Regions from separate parts of the Homo sapiens genome. Here region 2 is linked to region 1. A link is a contact called in ENCODE Hi-C or POLR2A ChIA-PET data. All regions are on one chromosome and are shown on one strand. Each heading gives the region's core, a stretch centred on a gene start or an enhancer-like site at or near the end of the contact. The rest is flanking DNA. Distances are from core to core; before and after follow the strand shown.

Evidence for each region. Hi-C counts contacts between places; a loop is a spot of excess contacts on that map. ChIA-PET counts read pairs that join two places held with the same protein, here RNA polymerase II (POLR2A). Pooled maps may share reads with other maps.
Region 2: a map of aorta shows a loop between it and region 1 (7-fold over the local background). The contact joins two enhancer-like sites. A Hi-C loop is called at or near these places in 2 of 168 maps with a recorded cell type or tissue (aorta and mammary epithelial cell) and 1 of 50 pooled maps. POLR2A ChIA-PET finds 5 or more read pairs at or near these places in 12 of 52 experiments (A549, AG04450, BJ and 9 more).

What each region holds. Positions count from the first base shown.
Region 1 is chr7:151,500,962-151,507,198 of GRCh38, reverse strand. The region is part of intron 1 of RHEB (Ras homolog, mTORC1 binding); the gene reads left to right. It also overlaps the pseudogene ETF1P2. Among named protein-coding and RNA genes, the nearest start is that of RHEB, 16 kb to the left of the region's middle. Within about 2 kb of position 3,148, at least 8 of the 41 ENCODE cell types and tissues checked have a DNase peak (open chromatin) inside an H3K27ac peak, as active enhancers do.
Region 2 is chr7:151,537,103-151,543,357 of GRCh38, reverse strand. No RefSeq gene overlaps it. Among named protein-coding and RNA genes, the nearest start is that of RHEB, 20 kb to the right of the region's middle. RefSeq lists a silencer at 4,049-4,249 and an enhancer at 4,283-4,422. Within about 2 kb of position 4,182, at least 7 of the 41 ENCODE cell types and tissues checked have a DNase peak (open chromatin) inside an H3K27ac peak, as active enhancers do.

The DNA of each region.
Region 1 (6,237 bases), core at 1,899-4,398:
AGCCTTTTAACAGTGGTGATTCAGGTTTCATTCCATTTATAAGCCAGGTGAGTCTGCAGTCTTTTTTCTGCCGTTTACAAACCAAGTCTGCTTTACTGGTGTCTGTTCTATTGTTAGTCCCCAACGAGGCACTCTCCTGGTATTCCTGTGCTTGCCCTGTGACTGTCTTGAGCCTGCAGAATGCAGCAGAGATGGTGATGTGCCAGTTCCAGGCTTTAAGCCCTAAGAAGTTGGCAGCTTCTGCTTTTGTGTTCTTGGGAGCCTCAAGTGATGTGCAGTAGATGTTAGGAGGAGACACAGAGAAAGGGAGAATGCCCCGCCTTCCCAGCTGTGTAGCACCACCAGCCCACCAGATAAAGGCCCCCCAAAGAGTAAACTAAAAGTGAGCCCAGCGTTGACTGTAGAACCATGAGCACATGAAATGGGTGGTGTCAGTCACTCAGCTGTGGGTAAATGAAACAGTAATTTTCTGCTTTAGGGGTATATGTATGTTTGTTATTTTGCTTGTGTTATTTTGAGGCTTTAGTTGAAATAGTTACTGTATGTCATCTTTCAGGTTAATTTATTAGATATAATTCCGAAAATACTTTTTTTATCCTAAGCGGATTATTTCTGCCTAAGAGCAGTTACTAATAGTATTACTAATATTAATAATAATGAGATTTGCTGAGCACTTGCTACATGCCAGATGTTTGGTATACATTTTCATTTAATCCTCACAAAGCACGTTATAGGATAGGTACCATTATGATGTCCATTTACAGATAAGGAAAAGGACTCAGGAAAACTGCCCAAAGTCACATAGCTAATAACCACCATCTCATACTGTTTAGTAAAAAGTAGTAAATGGGCTGGGCATGGTGACACACACCTGTAATCCCAGTGCTTTGAGAGACCAAGGTGAGAGGATCATTTGAGACCAGCAGTTTGAATACAGTGAGCTATGATCCTGCCATTGTACTCCAGCCTGGGCAACAGATAGAGACCCTGTCTCAAAAAAAAAAAAAAAAGTAAATGCATTATCTTTTAAAAAAAATCTTTTTTTCCTAAATCAAGTTTATTGAGGTGTAATTTACATATAATAAAGTATCCATTTTAAGTGTAGAGTTGGATGAGTTTTGACAGATTTATGCACCTATGTAACCTCTGCCTTTATCAAAATATGAAACATTCCGTCATCCCCACAAGTTCTCTCATGTCCCTCACGCCCTACCCCAGCTCCCCGGGAAGCACTGATCTGCTCTCCATCACTCTGGGTTAGTTTTTCTTACCCTAAAATTTCACATACATCGAATCATACAATATATACTCATTTTTGTATGTCAGTTAGCATAATGTTTTTGAGATTCATCCATGGTGTTGCATGTATAATTTCTTTTTATTGCAAAGTGGTATTCTGTTGAATGGATATACCTTAATTTGTTTATCTGATCACCCATTGGTGGATATTTGGGTTATCCCAGTATTTAACTATTAAGAATAAAGCTATTATGAGCATTTTGAGTAAATGTCTTCGTGGACACACAGTCATTTCTCTTTGGTAAATACCTAGGTGTGATATTGCTGAGTCACATATATGTTAAGTGTATACTTTAGGAGAAACTACCAAACTGTTTTTCCAAAACATTTTGACCATTTTATGCCTCCACTAGCAGCACATGAGAGCTTTGGTTGCTGCCTGCCCATCCTCCCTGATACTTGGTATTGGCGGCCTTTCTAACTTTCTAGCTATTCTCAGATGGTAGGTTGTGGTTTTATTTGAAATTTCCCACTAAGAATGGTGGACATCTTTTCATATACCTACTGGAAATTTGGATATCTTGGTTTGTGAAGTGTCTGTTCAAGTCTTTTGCCTAGATTATCAGATTCTTCTTACTGAATTATATATTCTGAATAAAAGTCCTTTTTCAGATGTGTATTTAATGAATATTTTCTCCTAGTGTGACTTTTTTGTTGTTCCTGTGTTTCAGAGAACAGAAGAAGTTTGTAAGTTTGATGAAACTCGGTTCACTTTTTCGTTTTTTTTTTTGTTTTGTTTATTTTGTATCGTGTCAGGAATCTGTCTACCTGAAGATCATAAAGTTGTTTTTTTTTTTGTTTTCACTTTTAAGCTCTGTTGGACTTGAGAAAGTTTTGTTTTTTGGGTTTTTTTTTTCATATTCTAGAAGTTTTGTAGTTTTAGCTTTTATGTTTAGGTCTCTGATCCATTTCTAGTTAGTTTTTATGTATGAGGTAAGGGTGAAGATTTTTTAAAAAACTTGAGGTCCCACACCTGTAAAAAGAAAGGAAAAATAACATTTAAAACTTTGAGAAAATTTCTTTTTTTTTTTTGAGGTAGCATTCAACAGGTTTTGGCAAGTCTGCAGTCATCTACATCCAGAATCAGGCTGTAGAACAATCCATCAACCCAAAAAGCGCCCTGTGCCTGTTTCTAGTTAGCCCCCTACCCCTTTGTGGTTTTTATCCTATAGTTTTGTCTTTATCAGGATGCCCAATAAATGGAACCATATATTATGCAGCTTTTTGCGTCTGGCTACTTAGCACAACACATTTGAGATTTATTCATGTGTACATATACCAGTATTTAATTCCTTTGTATTGCTTAATAGGACAGTTGACCCTTAATCAACACAGTTGGAACTGTGTGGGCCCACTTATAGGCAGGAATTTTTTTTTCCTCAACCAAATGCAAATGGAAAATACAGTATTCCTTGGATGCAAAGCCCACATGTATGGAGGGCCGACTTTTCATATATGCAGATTCTGCAGGGTGAAAAGCAGGGCTTCATCACACTCGGATTTTGCTATCCTCAAGCATCCTGGAACCAGTCCCCCTTGTATACCAAGGGATGCCTGTATCCCTTTGGGTGGATTTTTTCCCCCCACTTAAATTGCATGTTTTATTTCCCCCAATCCCAGCAATAGCACAGAAGCCCCATCATATCCAACCCAAACTGGTTTCGAGTAGGTTAAGGTTATAGGGACACTTGTCAGAACGTTGATACAAAGGGCTCCCAAACGCTGGGCACAAATGTGTCAGCAAACAGATGGAAGTAAACAGTGCACTGGCCCAAATGCTTCATGAGTCAGTTTGATTTTGCAATGCAGTTTGCATCCTTGAAACTGCCAGTCTGGAGGGAGACAGGGTAGCTTGAGGGAGTGAAGTTGAAATTGCCTCCTATTAGCTCACCCTTTCAACATTAAACAGACCAAGAGAGAAATGGTTCCAACATTTCACCACATCTATTTCTTATGCAGTCTAAGCTGGGAATGCCATGTAAATGGATCACTGCGAAATGCAGCAATTTAATTTTTCTCCAATCAAAATAAGAAAAAAACCAGTATGATCTCACTTCTATTAACTTTTGAAGGTTTACAGCAGTTAAAATATTTTTACTTCTGTATATGAAGGCTTAAAAAAATTTTTTTTTTTTTCATAAAATACAAGAGCAACGAATTTCACCATCGAGTAAAAGTAAAAACTGGGATTCTTGTTTAAATTAGTCCAAAGTGGCATTTAGGAACTTAGTTGTAGGCTGCTGCGCTGACACCATGACAAAACAAAGTGTGGGGTTGGGTCTGGTTTTGTTTCAGTTATCTTTTCAATAACCAGTACTCATGGATAAAGTTCTGGAAGTGTTTCAGTTGTAAGGCAGGGATCTGTTAGAATTCCACCATGGGTATGCTTCTTGGGTTGGATGCTGGAGGGTGAGGCACGTTTTGCCAGACTCATGTCTAGTCATCAAGGTCAAAAAATTCATTGTCTCCTCCTTGGTATTCCATTCCCTGGAAATCTACTCGGTACTGCAGGATACCTCCAATTCCACCAAATCCTTTCACAAACCGAGACCCGTCTTGCATTTTATCTGTGATCATTTCCAACATAGCTCCAAATTTTTTATAGTTGTTAGCAAACCATTCCAACAGGGGCATGCTCTCGATAAGCTCATGTTCCTGTCCGGTCTCTTTGTCTGTGAAATGAGATTTATCCTTTTCTTGCTTTGGAGTTAGAGAATTTTCTCCTTTTCTGTGCCTTGGCAATAAAGAACATATCTCATTATATCCAGATTTTCATAGACCATTAGAATTTCTACAGCTCCCTTTTCCAAAGTCTTTAGTGTATCTTCAACGCCAAAACAGTACTTTCGCGTGTCCTGGGTGATTTCATCAAAGTATCGTTCTATTGATTTCTTTTCTTGAATGAATTTCACTTCGGAGAGGACTTCAGTAGATAACTCAGTAGCTTGATTGAATCCATTTTCACCACCATAGGATATATCAACTAATTTTAAAACTTTCGATTGTAACCTCTGATCAAACATATCAGATTGACTTAGTTCAAAGTCAGCAGATCCAGCTAAAACTAGACCAGCCACATTCACTTTGTCCCCAGAAATAGCTGCACAGCAGTCTCTGCTACTTTCTGAACATAGTTATGTCGCTTTTCCATTTTTAAACGGGCAAAACGCCTCTACTGTGTTTCTTTGGGAGATCCACAGTGAATTTGTGCAGGACTTCTCTTGTGTTTCCTTGGAGTGTGCCAAAAAGTGCACCACTACCATCTATTACAATGAATCCAAACTTGCTGTCATCTGAAAGTAGTGCTGTAAGAGCCCCTTTATGGAATTTGTTGTCACACAATACAATGACGTATTAATTGGTTTGAAAGATTCAAAGTCAACGTTGACTTTCTTTTCCTTTCCTTCTTCTGTTACAGTTGTTCCACAGTAAACAACCAGACCATCTGGAGGTACTTTGTTATAAAGTTTGAGCCTTTGTTGTATAGATGTAATGGCTCCCAGGACTGGATGGCGGTTTACTCCTGCCTTAATGTTAGATGCAGTTCCAAACTCATCTGATAACATTTTTGCCACTGGTGAAATCTGGTCTTTGGGAGGAATGATCAGTGATATCATGCTAGTGCCATTGCTGCAGGCTGCCTCCAAGCTCCTTTTTTTTTTTTTTTTTTTGAGACAGCTCTGTCGCCCAGGCTGGAGTACAGTGGCGTGATCTTGCCTCACTGCCACATAAGCCTCCCGGGTTCACAAGATTCTTCTGCCTCAGCCTCCCAAGTAGCTGGGACTACAGGCATGTGCCACCACACCCAGCTAATTTTTGTATTTTTAGTAGAGACAGGGTTTCACCATATTGGCCAGGCAGGTCTTGAACTCCTGACCTCAGGTGATCTGCCCGCCTCGGCCTCAAAGTGCTGGGATTACAGGCGTGAGCCACGGCGCCCAGCCCGCCTCCAAGCTCTTAATGAGCTTCTTGATCTTCCAGAACTCCACGTTCCTGTCCACAGCACTGGGGTCGTCCACCATCTTCTTGCCTCCTCTTCCCTAAGGGCCCAGTTCTGGGCAGCAGCGGCTGGTAGGACACCGGCTCTTTCTGACCAGGCAACTGCATGTGTTGCAGTGCGCTCACATGGGGCCCGTGATGTCACTTCCTCCGCCAGGGGCGGAGCACAAGGCTGCGGGATGGGTTTAACATAATTTAGGACATTTGGTTTGTTTCCACTTTGGGGCAATTATGAGTAAAACCAGTATAAACATGCAAATACAGGTTTTTGTGTTGACCATAAATTTTCGTTTGTCTTCCATAAATACTTAGGAATGAGATTGCTGGGTCATATGGTAAGTGTAGGTTAAGCTTTTCAGAAGCTGCTGAACTTGCCAAATTGACTGCACCATTTTGCATTCCCACAGGCAATGGGTGAGTGTATAGGTTGCTCCACGTCCTAGCAAGCACTGGGATGGCCAATATTTTTTATTTTAGCCATTTTAATTAGGTGTGTAGCATCTCATTGTAATTTTTAATTTACATTTCCCTAATGGATAATGATGTTAAAAGCATCTTTAATGTGCTTTGCCATTTGAATATTTTCTTTGTTAAAGTGTTCAGATCTTTTGCTCACTTTCTTAATTGGATTGTTTCTTGTTGTTGAGTTATGAGAGTGAAACATATTCTGGATATGGGTCCTTTGCACATATTTTCTCCCAGTCTGTGGCCTGTCTTTTCATTCCCTTAACAAGGCTCTTAGTACAGTTTTTAATTTTGATGAAGTCCAAGATGTTATTTTTTTCTTTTATGGATTGTACTTTGGATTTTATACCTCAGAATCTTCACCCAACTCCAGGTTGCAAAGATTTTTTTCCAATGCTTCTTCTAGAAGTTTGATAGTTTTTACATTTAGGTCTATGATTTTTTTGATTTTGGAGACAGCGTCTTGTTCCGTCA
Region 2 (6,255 bases), core at 2,933-5,432, 35 kb before region 1:
CAACAAACTCAGGTGCATGCCAGGCAGACCCATCTAGGAAAGGGCATGTCCATGTCAGTTGAAAACCTGGAAATTGATTCTCTTTCCATTGTCTGTTCCTGTGTAGCTCTTGGACAGCTTTTTTTTTTTTTTTTTTTTTCTGAGACAGAGTCTCACTCTGTCATCCAGGCTGCAGTGCGGTGGTGTGATCTCGGCTCTCTGCAACCTCTGCCTCCTGGGTTCAAGCAATTCTCCTGCCTCGGCCTCCTAAGTAGCTGGGACTACAGGCATGCACCACCACGACCGGCTAACTTTGTATTTTTAGTAGAGATGGGTTTTGCCATGTTGGGCAGCCTGGTGTCAAACTCCTGACCTCAAGTGATTCTCCTGCCTCAGCCTCCCAAGGTGCTGGGATTACAGGGGTGAGTCACTGTGCCCCGCCTCTTGGACAGCTTTTCACACTCCCAGGCCACCTGTGTTCCTCTTTGAAGACCTTGAATTCTTTCAATGTGTCCTGATCCCACAGGAGACTAGAATCCATCTGTGCCTCTTCTGAGTACATCTCCTGGACTCTAGCCCTGCATGTAACCATACAGAAGGCTGAATGAGGTGCCAATAGCTTCATCCTAGGAAATCCGGATTAAACGGACCATTTCTCAGAGATCATCTGAATCAAATTGGAAAATATCTGCCAACCTCACTGGGCATCACAGTCTAATAAAGTTGAAAGTCAGCCCTCCATCAGCTCATGAACTCACTCTGCTTCCAGGAGAAGTATTGACCAGTATCAGGTTCAAGTTACACCTAGCGAGCGGTTTCTAGAAATAGCCTTTGTAAGGAAAGGTACTGTGCTGCTTTCCTACTGGGGAAATATGTGCCGAGTGGGTCTTATGCAACGTGTGTAGGGATGCTCTTTAATTTAATCCCCAACCTTCAGCATGGGGACAAAACATGGGGATAGGGCATGGTAGAAGTCCTAGGAACAGGACTGCAGGGAGGAGAGGCACCGTGTCCTTTCTGTCTCCAGGCTGTGGCTCCTCACTTGGCTGGGCCTGGGGAGGAAGAGAAGCTGCCAGCAGGTGAGGAGCTCAGCCAGAGGCCTCTCGAAACCACGCGGTGTCCCCGTCTGGGGCGGTTTGACTGCAGGAGAGGAATGGAGGGAATGAACACAGCAATTTCATTAGCGTCTCTAAGAATAAAATTAGCGTAAGTTGTCATTTGAGTTAGTTAAATATTAGTGAGACAGGTATAAAAATGGACTGCTTTTACTTTTCAAACATATTCTATGATATTTATCATATTATATGATTATCTGGTTTAATTTTTAAAAATGACATTTATACCAAAATAACAATTGGCATGTAGCTTTTTAGAAACCACTTTGGTGGTTTCCAAAGTGTCCAACAATAGGAAGCACAAAAGTGGTTGTCAGGGTGCGTGCTCTGGAGCCAGTGAGCCTGCCTTCCAATCGCCACGTGACAGGGGGAGCAACTGGGCAGGCCAGCAGCCCTAAACCTCGGTTTTTTGCTTGTTAAATGGAGACACTAAATCATACCTATCCTCGTAGAGTCAGTGTGCGGGTTAGTCGAGGTCGTGCATAGAAGGCACTTGAATCCAAGTAAAAGCTCCATAGGTTGCTATTATTGTTGGAGTAGCTTATGATACATATAATGGAATACTACACAGACATTCAAAATTATGCTGTGGATAGATGCATATTTGCCAAACAGATGGCATTAAATGGTATGGACAGTATGATTTCATTTTTGTAGGCTCTAAATACATACAAATGTGATTAGAAAAAGTCTAGAAGTACGTTATACCAAAGTACTAATAGGAGTTACCTCTGGATAATGGATTTTCAAGAGATTTTAAAATATAATTTCTTTTATGCATTTTATTACACCTGTATACAAAATAATAATTTTTTGACCAGGTGTGGTGACTCACGCCTGTAATCCCAGCACTTTGGGAGGCTGAGGAGGGTGGATCACTTGAGGTCAGGAGTTCAAGACCTGCCTGGTCAACATAGTGAAATCTAGTCTCTACTAAAAAAATAAAAATTAGAAAAAATACAAAAATAAGCCAGGCGTGGTGGTGCACAGCTGTAATCCCAGCTACTCGGGAAGCTGAGGCAGGAGAATCGCTTGATCCTGGGAGGTGGAGTTTGCAGTGAGCCGAGATTGTGCCGCTACACTCCAGCCTGGAGGACAGAGCAAGACTTCATCTCAAAAATAATAATAATAATAATAATAATAATAATAATAAAATAACTTTACCGCTGAATGCCTTAAGAAAAAGCTTAAATCTTCGGGAAGCTTTGGTTGCATGGATCTACCAGTAACCATGAGGAGTCTTTGTTGCCTCTGCTAACACTTTACCTTATTTGAAGCAAAATTATTTAAATGCAAAAAGAGGTTTCAGGAGTAAATAAGCCACAAAACTAAAAAGACAAAATGTTGGCCGTTGTTATAGTCAACAATTCTTGTTTAATGGAAATTTATTTACACAATCCCAAGATTTTTTAAATTTTGTTTTTAGAGACAGGGTCTCACTCTGTTGCCCAGGTTGAAGTGCAGTGGTACCATCATCGCTCATTGCAGCCTTGAACTCCTGGGCTCAAGCCATCCGCCTCAGCTTCCTGAGTAGCTGGGACTACAGATGTGTACCACCACGCCCAGCTAATTTTTTTTTTTTTCACTTTTTTGTAGAGACATTCTCCCCATGTTGCCCAGGCTGGTCTCAAACTCCTGGCCTCAAGCGATCCTTCCACCTCAGCCTCCCAAAGTACTGGGATTACAGGTGTGAACCACTGTGCCCAGCTTATACAATCCCAAACTGTAAAAGAACAGTAGTTACCCCTTATCCACAGGAAATGTGTTCCAAGACCCCCAGTGGATGCCTGAAACCATGAGTAGCACTGAACCCTGTATAGACTATGTTTTTCTTGTGTGATAACTGGGATGGCTACTAAGTCACTGAAGGGCAGGTAGTATGTACAGTACAGGTACCTAGAGAAAGGGATGTCTGATTCACATCTGGGCTGGACAAAGCAGGGTGGAGCAGGATTTCATCACGCGACTCAGGGACGGCATGCAACTTAAAACTTATGAATTGTTTCTGGAATTTTTCATTTAATATTTTTTGGACCAGGGTCACCCATGGGTAACTGAAACCACAGACAGCAAAACTGCGGTTAAGGGAGGACTACTGTAATAATTTACCATAAATTCTAGACAAGTCAGGCGCAGTGGCTCATGCCTGTAACCCCAGCACTTTACGAAGCTGAGGCAGGAGAATCGCTCGAGCCCAAGAATTCAAGACCAGCCTGGGCAACATAGTGAGACCTTGTCTCTACTAAAAATAAAACCATTAGGCAGGTGTGGTGGCCCACACCAGTAGTTCCATCTACTCGGGAAGCTGAGGCAAGAGGATCCCTCGAGCCTAGGAGTTTGGTCCCAGTGAGCTATGATCGTGCCACTGCGCTCCGGCCTGGGTGACAGAGCAAGACCCTGTTTCAAAAATCAATACATAAATACTTTCTAAGACATATCCTTCAATTTCATAGAATTTAATTATCTACTCCCTAATATTTCTCTTGGTTGCATTACTAGCCGGCCTACCCTCCTCTCCCTTTGTGTGTATTCTGGCTTAATACCGACATGCAAAGACCAGCACTTGGCCGAACTCACTCAGAGATTCTGAGAGCCCCTAGTGAGAACCAGTCAGTTTGATAAGCAAAGGCTTTGCTTGGTATCCTGGCTCCCTAGAAAAAGCTATAGTCTGGTTACCTTAGTGACAGGGTTGTACTGAAAAGAAACAGAGAACGGTCAGGCAGCTGCACAGCCAGCCTCCTGCACACAAACGTGCTTAGAACAGGAACCCTGTTGGGGATACAGCCCTGCTCTCCTGCTCTTTCTGCCATCACCCCAAGAACAGCAGTGGGCGGTGGTCGCTCCCCATCACTCCACTCCTCCGTGATCCCCGCATCCATGGTTGCTCTGTCTGCTTCGTGGCTTCTGCTGCCTCGTGGCTCTAGTCTCCCTGGGTGTCCTTCAGCCTCCACCCTGCTTCTGACTGCAGACTCTTGCATCTTATATTCAAATATCCTCTGGCTGAGCAAGCCAATCACCACACAGAATAGATGGCTCTTTTGAGCAGAGCTCTGAGTCGGCCACAGGCCAGCTTAGAAACTGGCTGCACTAGGGTCAGGTGCCCCTCTCTGACCCAATCAGCTGTGGACCAGGATCTCAGAGTCACATTGCACAGAACATGACAATCTGTGCAGCAGGAAAACCCCAGAGGGACCCTTAGGGCACAAAAAGCTTTCTAAAATTTCCCCAGAAAAAAAGCTGTATAACTAACCAGCAAGCACGGTGCTTGATCTCAGTTCCACTGGAAATAAAACTATCAATACAGACACAGTGTGCTCATTTAGTGGTCTATCTGTATCTTACATAGCTGGCAAGTTACTAATGAACTCCTGTATCTCAGCAAACACTAAGATAAAGCTACACTCCCAAATAAGGATTGGATATTTCATTTAAGAATGTATTTATTGCTGAGCTCAGTTCTCTGAGATAATCCATTCTTCCACCAGGGCATGAAGCTTATTTTCAAAAGTGTCCTGTTTGAATATTTTTACTGTTTAATATATGGCATATTGAATGGCAAATTTTCTTGAGCTATAGACAGTTGGCTAATTTTATGCTTGCATTAATCTTAACATTTGTAATCCTCATGGAAATTAACAGCTAAAATTTCTTATACATCAATTAAAGATGGCTTTTTTTCTTGTAGTTTATCTAGGCACATCACTTTTTCTTTTTTTTTAAAATATTCAACTCATTTTGTGAGTTCCCTGTTTGACCCTGACCCTGGTCGTGCTGACATCTGCTAACAATAGAGACTTTAAACCAAGCCTGGCTCTGCACAGTGCACCAGGAGACTTTTGTACGAGACGCTGAAGGCAGACTGCTTTCTTCCTCCAGCCAAGAGCTGCCTCTAATGCTTTTCATTGGTTCCTCTCCAGCTGGCTGTTCTCTCTTCTCTTAACAACTCAAGTTCTTTTTTCTTCTGGGTTACCTCTTTAAGGTCAAGTAGTAAAGACGCTGCCCATCTTCAGAGGTGCTGGGATTGGAACCCTTTTAATTCAGGGAAGCATTTGATATTCCTTTCATGTTTGTGTTGTGTTTGGTTTGCTTTAATTTCAAATGATTTATGTAGCTAATCTTTCCTCCATCAAAATCAAAGGAAAGTTGGTCTTTGCTGGGAAATAAAAACTTGAACAAAAGCCACATTAAAGAACAAGTAACAAGAAAGGAACTACTGTTATGAAAGAATTCAGGGGAAGGTAAATATCATAGAATAATTTGAAGACAAGTTGAAAGGAAACGTCATATTCAGTGTCATATCACATACTGTATGTCACACAGAGGACAGAATCAAACACTAAATCCAGTCCCAGAAGAGACGGAGACCAGGCAAGGGAGGGGGAAAGACCGCAGGCAGAACACCCCTCCCTGTGGGTGAGTGCCCTCTGTCTCCGAGTGGCCCTGAGGCATGGCAAAGTGGAGTGTCTTGTCCAAGGCTATGTAGATTCTAAATGGCAGAGCAGGAATTCGAACTCAGGGGCTCTGTTTCTAAACTGAAGTCACTTCCTTGGTGAGATGCCATTTCTGGAATAAAACTGGCATATCCGTCAGCTTTTCTTTTCTCCTAATGATTTAAGGCACAAACCTCTCTTGCTTAAAGTCTGAGAGTCTGAGCCAATTGTATATCTTGTCCTTGTGGTGAATACCATCCCCCTCCAAATTAGGCAAACAGCAAGATTGGCAATTAGTCATCAAATGTGCAAAAACCTTTTATAAAAAGATAGGGTTCTGGCTGGGTGCGGTGGCTCACGCCTTGGCCAACACTTTGGGAGGCCAAGCTGGGCGGATGGCTTGAGCCCAGGAGTTCAAGACCAGTCTGGGCAACACAGCGAAACCACGTTTCTACAAAATATTTTAAAATTAGCAGGGCATGATGGTGTGTGCCTGTAGTCTCAGCTGATGGGGGGCAGGTGCTGAGGCAGGAGGATTGCTTGAGTCTGGGAGGTCGAGGCTGCAGTGAGCCATGATTACACCACTGCACTCCAGCCTGGGTGACAGGGCAAGACCCTGCCTTAGAATAAAAAAAAGATAGGGTTCTGAAGAGATGTTGTTCCTCTTCTGAAATGTTTTATACGTTCAGACACGTTTACCCCACCTTGCCATTTTTCCAGGGACAGTTACC